2 separate regions of the Mus musculus genome follow, and region 2 is linked to region 1. A link is a contact called in ENCODE Hi-C or POLR2A ChIA-PET data. All regions are on one chromosome and are shown on one strand. Each heading gives the region's core, a stretch centred on a gene start or an enhancer-like site at or near the end of the contact. The rest is flanking DNA. Distances are from core to core; before and after follow the strand shown.

What was found. Hi-C counts contacts between places; a loop is a spot of excess contacts on that map. ChIA-PET counts read pairs that join two places held with the same protein, here RNA polymerase II (POLR2A).
Region 2: a map of CH12.LX shows a loop between it and region 1 (2.2-fold over the local background). The contact joins the promoter of Crybg2 here to the promoter of Lin28a in region 1. A Hi-C loop is called at or near these places in 1 of 37 maps with a recorded cell type or tissue (CH12.LX). POLR2A ChIA-PET finds 5 or more read pairs at or near these places in 4 of 5 experiments (Patski and embryonic stem cell).

Annotation. Positions count from the first base shown.
Region 1 is chr4:134,014,785-134,021,026 of GRCm38, forward strand. Lin28a (lin-28 homolog A (C. elegans)) reads right to left here and starts at 4,032. Exons shown (of 4, transcript NM_145833.1): 1 at 3,927-4,032; 2 at 3,269-3,465. The coding sequence starts at 3,957.
Region 2 is chr4:134,065,960-134,072,201 of GRCm38, forward strand. It overlaps Crybg2 (crystallin beta-gamma domain containing 2), which reads left to right and starts at 2,493. Exons shown (of 20, transcript NM_001162970.1): 1 at 2,493-2,577.

The DNA.
Region 1 (6,242 bases), core at 2,782-5,281:
AGATGGGAAGAGAGTGAGGGAGGGGTGTTCTCCTTATTTATATGGGGAATGACAGTAAGGCAGGTAAAGGTGGAAGGTGAGCCAAGTGGATGTTGGGAATATGGTGCCTGTTGTCTTGGCAACCAGTCTGCAGGTTGGGCTGTCACCTATGTAATGTCATAGGTTTGGGAGGTCCTGATACCACCTGTGATCTGAGCACTGGGTCTATGCAGGTACAGCATCACCGCCCAACATGTGGTATCAAAGAGCCTGCCTTAAAAAACAAAAACTTGATGTTCTGAGGAGCTGCTGAAAACCACTACAACTTTATTTCCTAATTTCTACAAATCTTGGTGGTTTAGATTTTGAACCACAGGAAACCAGAATTAAACCCAAACTTATAAGTGGTCAGGGACTTCTAACAATTTTGACAAATATCTTCCCAACTAGAAGTGATTCTGCCTCCCAAGGGACATTTGGCAAGATAGGGAGACATTTTGGTTCTCACAACTAATTAACTCCAGATTTCAAGATCTAAAGACCTTTGGCCAAATAAAATGGGTGTTAAGAGAAACCTGTGTCATAGCCCCCCTACCCTCAGCCTACACCTTACTGGGCACAGAATAAAGTATATACAAGTCAGGCTCTGGTGACACCAAAGAAAAGGGGTGTCACCCAACTACCGGTCAACTTGCCTATATATACAATTACTTGCAGGCCTGACTACACTACAGTGTAAGGTGCTGTCTCAAAAAAAAAAAAAAAAAAAATTTGAGCACAAGGACAGTGGTTAACAGGATGTTGGGAACCGTATTACCTCAATCTGGAAAGGTCTTCTTTTGATTCCCCCACCTTTCCCTGGCAAGGCAAATATCATCTTGAGACAATCTTCCCCTCCCCCACCATGCACTCCTACCCCATCCCCAGGGTCTGGCAGCTGAGGAAGTTCCCCTAAAGATTTCTTTACCCTCCCTACACTCCCCTTCCAAAGTAAACAAGTTCTAGAGATTAACCTGCATCTTCGACATTCCTCAGGAAGAGATACCTCAGCTCAACGACCAAACTTACTGTTGGGAGTGTGGACCAAGCAGGTGGTGGTAAAACAGCAGTTAAAAGTGTGTGGAGAGGTTTTCAAATATGGGCGCCAGCCAGGAACCTTCGCATGGGCCTTTAATCCCAAAATCCAGAAGGCAGAGGTAGGCAGCTCTCTTGAGTTAAAAGGCCAGCCTGGGTGACAGGGCAATTCCAAGCCAGCCACAGTTACACAGTGAGACACCTCCACCACCACCAGCCTCGTCTCAAAAACAAAACAAAACAAAAACAAAAAAACCCCAAAGAAACCAAAGTCAAAGCCCACGAACGAACGCAGGCAGGTCTCCAAGCCAGTCTGTACTGAAGGCTGCCTCCTGAGATGTCCTATAGCTTCCCAGTTGGTATGGCTCCTAAGTGAGGAGGCACAGCGTCTCCATTTGTCCCAACAGCAATGAACCTCAGATCAGAAGGTACCTATTCTCCCGGGCACCTCCCTACTTAGCCTTTGCAAGGAGTCAGGAAAGTGCTCAAGCCACCTTTACACCCCAGCCTCCAAAAATTGAAGAAGTTCCCCAAACCATCTCGAGCCCAGGAAATTTTCATCTCTGGGATCAGATAAATGGCCGAATCGGGGAGGCTTGCCCCCCGCTGAGGAGGGCCATTCAGTGCGGGTTCCTGCAATAAAGTGATTTAATAGATCTAAAGAGGCCAATTCCCTTCTGCCTCACAATTACTTCCTGTGGGTTATCATTCACATATGCAAATGAGATGGGGGGCACAAAGCCACCATCCAGAAACCAGCAGTCTGGTGATGGTGATGGGGGGGGGCGGTGCAGAAAAGTTAAAGGTACTGTTCCAGGTCCCTTAAAAAAGAAACAAAACACATATTCCAGAAGCCTAGTGACCCTAGGACACCAACAGCAAAGAGCTGGTCCTCAAATTCCATCAACCCAAATCTACTTAGTTTCCACTCCCCAACCTCTGACTGGAGGGCAGGGTTCAGCCTTCCCAGCAGCCCCCAACCAGTCCACCCAGCATCTCCTTCCCCACCCCTCCCCCTCAAGAACGCCATCCCTCAGGCTCCAACCCTTAATCCCCACATCCTCCTTTCCCCTCCCCCACAGCTCCTAAAGCTAACCTCCCTGAAGTAACCCCTCCCTGCCCGGCCCGGGTGTCAAGCTCGCAGGCCAGGGATTAGCAATTTTCTTCTTTCCTGGCCCAGCCTTAACCCACCAAATGTGGAAAAGGGCAGGAGCAGTAACTTCCTTTCCAGCGTGGAATGGTACCACTCCCCCACACACACACCCCGCCCCCGGTAGGATATTAAGAAAGGGAATGGCCGGGAAGAGGGAAACCTGAAGGCTCTACTCTCTTCCTTGTTTAGGGTTAGGAATGTTAGGGACAGCAATCAATGGCTGTCTGGGGCCATAAATGCCAAGCTGAGGAGAATAGGGCCAGAGGCCAGTCTTCCTCTACCGCCTGCCCCCTCGACACTGAATTTCACTCCCTACTGTGTAGCCCTTCTTTAACTGCGAACTTGGGATTGCCACGGCCAAGGAATGAAGGCCTGGGATCTTAAGGTCTTCCTTCCTGGCAGAACCGGGTGGACAGCTAGAGGTGCCTGCCAGCCCTGATCTGTAGCCAGACCTCTAGGGGAGCTTTTCAGCTCACACGTTGATCCTTCCGGGACCTGCCAAACCTACACTGGCTACAGGACCTGGCTTTGGGTGGCCACCTGACTTGAGGTCTGCATTGAAACGGGAAGAACCTGACGTCGCAGGTTCACGCCCGTAGGTTGGGTAGCAAATGGCTCACACTCTCTCCTCCCTATGAATTAGACTCAGACCTTTAGAACTCAGGGCGCTAACGCCCGGCTCAGGCCCTGCATGTGCTTCCCTGGTCGGCCTGCTGGCCCTCCCCCACCGGCAAGCACAATACAACCTTAGTTTCTGCCACATGGGGTCACCTCCCTGCCCCCTGCTCCCTTCCCAGGGGAAAGAGGTAATAGACACGTGGTAAGCCGGAGGGGTTCCCGGAAGGGGGCGGGGAGGGGGTGCTGGTAGTCAGCAGTGCCTCCTCGCACAACTGCAGTTACTACAAACTCAAAACTGGGGTGTCCCGAAAAATATGGGGACGCACAATGAGGGGTATTTATCTCCTCCAATCCGACAGGAGGGGCCACCAGCCAAGGCCGTACCTCGGAACTCCCAGCCTTTTTCTTTTTTTTCCCCTAGCAAAGTTCCAGAATGAGTCTCACCTGGTGCACAAAGACGTCCACCGGGGGGTCGAGCGCGACCCCAGCGCGGGCGGTCATAGACAGGAAGCCGAACCCCATGCGCACGTTGAACCACTTACAGATGCCGGCCCCGTGCAGCAGCTGCGGCTCGTCTGCCGCTCGGGCCGCGTCAGGCGGCGCCTCCTCTGGCGCCTTCTCCGCTGCCTTGGCGCAGCCACCTGGAGATAGGGAGGGCCAGGTGATCAGCTGGGGGCCAAGGGATCGCAGGCCCTCTCAGGGACCCGTCTGGGAGATCTCGGTGGTCAGCCCGCGGATAGACACCCAGGAGGAGGCAGCTACCAAGCAGCTGGTAAGAAGAAACCTGTCCTGGCTGCCTCCCCAAGCTTACACAGAGGATGCTGACGCCCCAAAAGTTTTGCTTGTCTTCCCACAACAAGTTGCCCGTGCACACGCGGAGGGACAGGCCCCTCCTCTTCTCTCCCTCCGCCCCCACGGGCTCGGTGTACAAGCCACTGGAACACCAGGGTTCCCTAGTCCAGAGATGGCCCCCAGAAGCAGGAGGCCATAGGGACTTGGGGGTCCCGCGGACAAGTCCGTGGGACACTTTCCCACCTCCCTTCTATTTAGACATTGGGCTCCCTGCACCCTAAGGTGTGCCCGCTGAATCGCAAGCTCGAACCTGCAAACTGCTGGTTGGACACCGAGCCCATGGTCGTCTGCTGAGCCCGTGGCCCCGGGCCCCAGGTCGGGCGGCTGCTGGCCCCAGAGAAGTCCGGAGGCAAAGGGGTGGTTCGGAGAAGAGGCTGCTACATCTTCCCCCGCACAATAGCGGTGGGAGGGCCCACGGCTTTTCAAAGGCTCCCAAATTCTAAAAGACAATGACCCAACCCCCCGCGGGCAGCCCCCTCCCCTCCCCTCTCTCCTTACCCCTCCCTTTCCCTCTGGCTCTGGCTTCGGCCCTCCCCCACTGCTCTGGTCTCTGACACCTCTGGGGTGTCCCTTCCCAGAACCTTGAGATTTGACACCCCCTCCACATACACACATCTGGAGATGGGGATCTTTTGCACTGGAAGTCTTCAGTACCCCAGAATTTGGGATCCTGCACTTTGAGGACTCAATGCGGGCATCCAAAGCGGACACAGGTGGGGGGGAACGGGGGGGGGGTAGTTTTATAACCACGTGACCACACACACACACACACACACACACACACACACACACACACACACACACACACACCACCCCCACCCCCCGGGCAGATAATTATACATTCCAGAGAGTTGGGGGAGGGAGGTGTGAGCCTGGTGGCGCTGTCCAATCAGAAACACAAACCACCTGTCAAGGGAGAAATGGATGAGCCCTCCCCCTCCCCCAGCCCCTCAGCGCCCCTCCCCCTCTTTCCCCTCAGGCCTCAGAGCTGACCCGGCTGCTTGGCGCTGACCTGCTCTCACCCCCCACCTCCGTGTGCTTAGATAGACCTGGAGTTCTGGACATTAGGAAGCCGGGATAGGGGTGCAAGGAAGCGGCTGGAGACCCCACCGAGCTGATCTGTCTTAACCTAGGTGCTGCCTCTCAAACTCGGCCTGTCTCTGGGTGCTACTGGATGCCTCAATCTCCAAATTTCAACAACAGTTTCTCTGGGTTTGTCCCAGTGAGAAACAAGCTCCTAGTTGATTCTGTGCAAAGAGTCCTTCGCTCCCTCCTAAGCCTACACCTAAAGTTGCTTCCAGGTACAGCTCCCTGAGAGAGCATGTGGAAACCTCGAAGAATGCCCTCTGTGGTAGCTGTGTTCTCATCGGGCCCCTGCCTGCCGCGTCCCGTCCTGTCCCATCCGTTGGTGGAAGAGAATAGATTGGTGGGTGGAGGCACTTCCTCCAAGACCCGGGACACTCTAATTCCCAGACCCTCCTGTTCTCAGTCACCATCCTAAATTGAGCTACCCTTCGGGTAGTATGACTGGTGAAAAGACTGGATAGAGAGAGGCTTCTCATTTAAAGAGGTAAACTCCCTACTAGAAGATAAAGAGGGTGGACCAGAGGGGTGGCCACTGCCCTGGTCAGAGATGGACAATGGCCCGGGGCTCAGTGCACGGCCCTGGCCCTGCCCCTTCACTTCCGGTGCTCAGTTCAAACTGGACAATGCCAGCTCCGGTCAGTTCCCCTCCCCCACAGCTACAACCCATTTAAAGGGACAGAGCCTGCTTTCAGGGGCATCAGCTTATCCTGAATTCAGTCTTCTCCACAAGTGTGTAGAATCTCTTGTGGTTCACACGCTGCAGTTGTGCATACATACATACATGCACGCTCATAAGCAAGTGCGTATCTAAGACAGAAAAAAGATGATGGTGTAGAGAAATGGACGATGGAATAGGAGATGACTGTGAGGAATACTGTTGTTCTCTTTTCTACGAATGTTTGCATGCGCATAAAAAGTATGAGATAGGACTTTGAGGGATGAAAAAGACTATGGCAAGCCTTGTGCTACTAAGCTGTAATTTTTAAGTATCATTAAGAGTGTCCTATTCCCAGCTAGGGACTGTTAGATCTTTTTGGAGTTGTCCGAGTGTATCAACCAAAGTCATTTTATTTATACAACCCGCTCCCGTTAACAATATCTGTTCCTTATACAGTTGCTCTTGAGGTTCATACGTTGGTGGTTGAGGTCTTCTGAAGGGAAGAAGAAAGACGAGGTGAACGTCCAGGCTTCTCTTGGTCAGCCTCCAACAAGGTTGGGTTTCCCCCGCAGGCATGCAGGCATGATCACTTGCTCTGTCCAGGGTGCTGAGAGCGCCCGTAGCTCTGTCCCTGGTGCTGAAACATCAATACTTTCCTGCTTTGCATCTTTCCTGCGTTCTTAGGTCCAAGTTCTTAAAAAAAAAAAAAAAAAAAAAAAAAGCCTGATTCTCCTCCGAAGTCTCCTGACACACATGAGACAAATAGACATTTTATTATTGCTTTTGATTAAGACAAGGCGTTGCTTCATGGCACATGCTGGC
Region 2 (6,242 bases), core at 1,243-3,742, 50 kb after region 1:
TAAAGGTTGGCACCCGAGGGACGTGATGGCGGGAGGTGAGTCTGATGTGGCAACTCCTACTTGGGTCGCTCTGCCTTGTTCCTGGACTCCCCACGCTTGAAGCTCCCATTCATTTGGTACCCTTGGGTGTGAGACGACTCAGTGTCCACTCCCTCATTCTCTCATTCTCTCATATTCTCTCATATTCTCTCATATTCTCTCATATTCTCTCATATTCTCTCTCTCTCTCTCTCTCTCTCTCTCTCTCTCTCTCTCTCTCTCTCTCTCTCTCTCTCTCTCTCTCTCTCTCTCTCTCTCTCTCTCTCTCTCTCCACCCGTAGGCTGAAAACCACCTCTGCCTTCCTTCCCTGTCCCCCCACCCCTGGAAGGGAAATCTCATCATGGAGAGGATAGGCTAGCCAGGGTAACCTTCCTTTCAGGTACTCTTGTTAATCCTGGGTTCTTTGCAAGAGATTGCGGACCCAGCCTGGGAATAGGAACCTTGCCAAGGTGCTGGGCGCCCTGGCACAGGTTGCTTAACTTTTCTGAGTCTTGCTTTGCTGAATGGGTATGGTAGTCAGAGATGAGGAAGAAGGGGGTGGCTACTGGAACATGCTTTGAACTCCATTGAGCTGGGCTGGCAAAATAACAGGGATGCTTATTAAGTACACGCCATTGGCAATGGTAATTATCCCACCAGGCTCTGCGGGCAGCCACGAAAAGAGGCGCCGAGACTCCCAAGCTTAGAAGAGTTTTATTTGTGTTGAAGTGAGTCCCCTAAAGCATCTTGGTAGGCTCGGAGCGGGGAGGCATGGCTTCTTCATAACTCAGTAAGGAGGAATGAAATTGAGGCCTCTCTAGGCGAGTCCTAGGCCACCAGAGGGGCCTCTGAGAAGCTGCTGCTGATGGCAGAGGCGCCAGTCATCTGTGCTTTGTTTTTCAAGTGTAAGTGTAGTCTTCTTTAATCCACAGACTAGGAGCTAACCTTCCCATCAACCCCAGCTAACGAGAGCAGGAGACTGAGGCTCCGCAAGAGTAAGTCACTTGCCCAAAGCCAACCAGCCAGTCAGAATTCAAACCCAGGTCTGTCTACACCCTAGCCACCTCCCCAAACCCCCTAAGGCTGCACACCTTGCAAAGAGGTCTCTTTGGCCCTGTGCAGAGCACAGGGTAACTTGTGGTTGCTGTGTGGAACATACTATGGATCTAAAAGCACCCTTAACAAAGCCAAAGCAAGGAGGTCCAGGTAGGGGTTGGTGTGCCAGTTCTGTGCCTAGGGAGGAGGACACGGGTGATCCAAACTGGCCCTGAGAGCTGCCAGGGTACCCCAGCATAGGAAGGCAGTCTGTACAAGGACGAGGGGGTGGAAAGTGAGCTGGTTTTAGAAGCAGATGGGAAACAGGCAGGAGGGTGAGGTGGGGGACATGGGGTTCTGGTTGATTGGGGTCTAGGTGAATACAGCCTGGAGTTGGAATGTAGGAGGTCCCTAGAGAGGAAGGAGGTGACTCTCAGGGACACTGTCCTTCTGGACCCACTCTCTGCTGGAGGGTTCTTTAAGCAGGTTTGACTAATGTGGGGAAAAGGGCAGAGTACAGCCGGGTAGCACGCGGGAATGTGTGAGCTCTGCGTGCACCAAGTACAGGTTCCTATTCAAGGGCAGATGGATTGCAAAGCAGAGAGAGCTTGTTTGTTGGCTGTGAGCTGAATGGGTGTGTTCCGGAGATACGTGCATACATGTGCTGTGGTGCCTGTGTGTTCTGTAGTGGAGCGTGTGGCTTGCACGCCTACAGAGCCCCTGTGTGTTTGTGTCTCTTGGTGTGTGACCATGTGTGTGTGTTGCTGTGTGTTCCTGGCTGCGTTTGTCTAGGCGGGTATCTCTGTATTTCTGTGCTGTGTGATGTGGTGGGTCTTCGACTCTGTGAATGCCTGTCTGATGCGCCATGTGTTTGGCAGCATGTGGGCCTGTGGACTGGTTTGGCCTAGTTTGGGGGTGACTCACAGGTAAGCGGGGAGAATCCCAGGACTTGTTGGGTTAGCTGAGATTTTTTTCCCACGCTCCCCCCACACCCCCCTCAGCCTCTCCCTTCCCATACCCACACACCTTGCTTAGAGGTCACAGGTCACCTTGCTAGCAAATCCACTTGTAGACGTGGAGAAGAGAGGGCTCTTGGAACAGGCCCTTGTGTTTGCAGGGGTGGTAGCTAGGTTACTGGGGTGTGTCTCCAGACAAAGGCAAAAGTGGGGAGCTATAGGCAGGCACATTCCAACACACATGAAAAACATCTTAGCCATCTTGACTGTCTAGGGATGGGACATGTGAACTGTCAGGAGGTGACCTCCCTGTCCCTAGAAGTATTCAAGCAGAAGCTATGACCACATGCTTAAGGAATGAATGGCCATCAGGGGGTGTTGTCCCTGGGTTGGGCTGGGCCTAGAATGGCATGGAGCTGATTGCTGGGACGTCATCAATACAACCCTGTGCGGACTGCCTTCCTTCAGTTTCCCCCAAGCTGTTTCCCTGTGGCCTTGCTGAAGCCCATGGGACCTTCCAAACATCTGACTCCTGGGATATCAGCTTCTTAAGAAAGCTAGCCTTGGGTGAGTCTGGCCAGGACTTGGCACTTGGCCCCAAATAATTAGCACTGAATGAATGAATGAGTGAACAAATCGGTTAGAGCTCAAGCTTTGTCGCTTGCCGCCAATGACGAGCGATCTGGGGGGATGAAGACAGGGGACTCTGTGAGGAGGAGGCTACTTATGTGGTGCTGAGTAAGGGACAAAGTGGGGGATCCCAGGGGAGAGAACACAGCTTCAGTGAGGGTGGCAGGGTCGGGCTGTTGTAAGGAGCTGAGTTTGAGCCTAGGGTGTCCATGTGTGTCTGCTCTCAACTGACCCTGGCTAAGGAAGTCTTGGGGGTCATCCAGGACTCCCCATCCTTATTCACAGGCTGTCAGAGGCCCCACAAACTCTATCCCAGACACTGGTAACAACCAGCAGTGGTCCTGGAGTTGAGTCAGACATCTGTGGGCCTCAGGCCCTTTCATCTATGCCCCCTTATAAAACCTGAGTCACTGCTGGGCCACAGGGCAGGTCAAAGTTCTGTTTCTTCCAGTTTCTTAGGAAGGAGGGAGGTAGGGAGTGGGGAGAGAATTAGGGCAGTGGGCCTATGTCTCACTCTGGGTATAGCTGTTGGGGGCTAGGTGAGCAGGGTCTTTGGGGTCCCTAGGTCTGAAAACAGCCTTGCTATGTCATACTTGGAGATATAAGCAAGGATTGCTCCTTAAGGTCTGAAGTGAACCCCAGGGCTGAGAGGTCCCCCAGTTGGTAGAGGGTTTGCCTAGCACCTCTGAAGCCCTAGGTTACATTCCAGAGCTGGGAAAAGGAAGGGTTGGGCATGCCTATCATCTGACCATTCAGAGGAAGTAGAGGCTAGAGAATCAGAGTTCAAGGTCACGGCTAGGGAGTGGACAAAGGTTGTCTGCAGTCAAACCTGACTACTCAGTCTTCTCAACCCACATGGTGGAAGGGGACAACCCACAAGCTGTCCTCACGTGCATCGTGGGACACACACACACACACACGAGTATCCACATACATGTGCACACACATGCACACATGCAGGAATGTGCACACACATACAGGCACACACACTCACCAAATGTAACTTAAGAAAAAAAAACAAGTTCAAGACCCTCTTTGGGAACAGAGAGTTCAAAGCCGCACTGGTCCACATGAGGCCCTGTCTCAAACAAATGAGCAAACCCTGGGGGGAACCCCAGTCAGCCATGCTAGTATATGCATATAATCCCAGCCCTCTGCTTGGGAAGGTGAGAACGAAGACTTGTTTTGAGTTGGAGCCCACAGTGGGCTACATAAATGCTATCAGGCCAGCCAGAGTTACATAGCAAAATGCTATCTCAGAACATCAAAAAGAGGGGCAGGCGTGGTGGTGCAAGCCTTTAATCTCAGTACTTGGGAGGCAGATTCAGGTAGAGATCTCTTGTGAGTTCGAAGTCAGCCTGGTCTACATAGTGAGCTCCAGGACAGCCAGGACTACAAAATGAGACTCTCCCTGAAAGTATAAAAGCAAACAAGTAAATATTAAAAAAAATTTATAGAGTAGCCATCAAAACACAGACTCGGTTTACCAGATAAATATGTAAACCTATATAAACATTTATATGGGGAGTTTGGAATGTGGCTAAGCTCTGAGGTTTGGGGTACAAGTCTCCACAGCTAAGGTATGACTGAAAAATATTTTGCATCCATCTGAACCTTATAAATCTCATTGGCAAAATAGGCGTGTTTGTTTATAATTTACTAAAGATTTATCATTTGATGTGTGTGTATGTGTGTATCTGTATATATGGTTATGTGTGTGTATGTGTGTATCTGTATAAATGGTTATGTGCATGTGAACACAGGTGTTCTGGGGCAGGAGGCACTGGGTTTCCCAAAGCTGGAGTTACAGGTAGTTGTAAGCAGCCCAACATGATGGCTGTGGACTGAATTAGAATCTTCTGTAAGACCAGCATTTCATTCTTATTTATTTATTTATTATATGTAAGTACACTGTAGCTGTCTTCAGACACACCAGAAGAGGGAGTCAGATTTCATTATGGATGGTTGTGAGCCACCATGTGGTTGCTGGGATTTGAACTTAGGACCTTCGGAAGAGCAGTCGGGTACTCTTCTTACCCACTGAGCCATCTCACCAGCCCCAGCATTTCATTCTTAACTACTGAGCCGTTTCTCCAGCTCACACTTAGCTCTTAGCTCATCATGAAGTCTGCACTCCCTGGATCAGTAGAACAATGAAAGCGGAAAGCATTTAGCCAGGTGCTCCAAGAGGGTGCCCTCAACACACGGCTGCTGCTGTAGCTACCAAGACAGAAATTCCCAAACCCAGATTTCCACTTTGGCAGGTGTGGTTCACTGTCCCCGTTTAGGGAAGAAGCTAATAGAGACTCGGATGAGGGAAGGGCACAAACAAGAGGGCTGAGAAGGAGACTCAGTCAGAGTGTCTGCCTAGCACACACCAAGTCCTGGGTTTGATCTCCAGCACTGCAAAGAAATAAGATCCAAGGCGCCAGAGAGCTGGCTCAAGCGTTAAGAACACTTTCTGCTTTTGGAGAGGACTGGGGTTCAGTTTCTAGCATTCATGTGTTGCCTTAAAACTGCTCATAACTTTCATCCCAAGAGATCTGAAACCTCCTTCTGACTTCTGTGGGCTCCTGAATGCATGAGGTGGACAGCAGGCATCCAGTCAAACACACACACACACACACACACACAAGTGGCACGATGGAGTGGCACGTGTCTCTAATCCCAGCACCTCTGCACCCCCCCACAACTTCTCCACCTATGGGGCAGGGGGGGATGGTTTCAGGGGAAAGAAATCTGAGGCGTAGTACATTGTAAGGCTGAGGGTATGTGTAGGGTCCTCTGAGACCCACAGTGGTGCCCTGTCTCCTGCCTACTTCCCATGTGACTCAAGTGCACACTTGCTAACATATAGCCACAGACCCCTAAGGGGACACTGGGAAGTTCATGAGCCAGCATTTTAGTTTGCAAAGCCAGTTTGCTCTCTCTCTCTCTCTCTCTCTCTCCTGTAAAACCCCTTGAAGTGTGAACTCAACCCACCAGGAGCCTGCAGTTGAAGAAGTGACCTGCCCAAGGTCATCTGCTAGTGATCGATAGATGTCTAGATGTCAGAGACCGGACACTGTCACTGCTTGAGGCCAAACATTTTTTCTCAGCTTCTCTTTTAAGAAACCTTGGAAGGCAGAGGCAGGTGGATCTCTGAGTTCGAAGCCAGCCTGGTCTATAAAGTGAGTTCCAGGACAGCCAGGGCTACACAGAGAAACCCTGTCTCAAACAAACAAACAAACAAACAAACAAACAAACAAAGCAAACACTTTGAAGGACCCAGGAGATGGTGGTGCATGCCTTTAATTCCAGCACTGGGGAAACAGAGGCTAACCTGGTCTACAAATCAAGTGCCAGGACAGCCAGGACTACACAGAGAAACCCTGTTCTTGAAAAAACAAAAACAAACAAAACAAAACCAAAAGAAAAGAAATCTAAGAAACCTTGGTGGAACAGAGACAGAACGCAGTTCAGAAGGATTCTGTTTCCTGTTTCTTAGCCTTTGGTCCCCTGCATAGAGACCCAGTCTAGAAGCCAATGAGACCGCGACCCATCCTCTCTTCTCTCTCCTTTTGGTGTCAGGCCTTAGCCTACACCCTTTGGAGACCTGGACA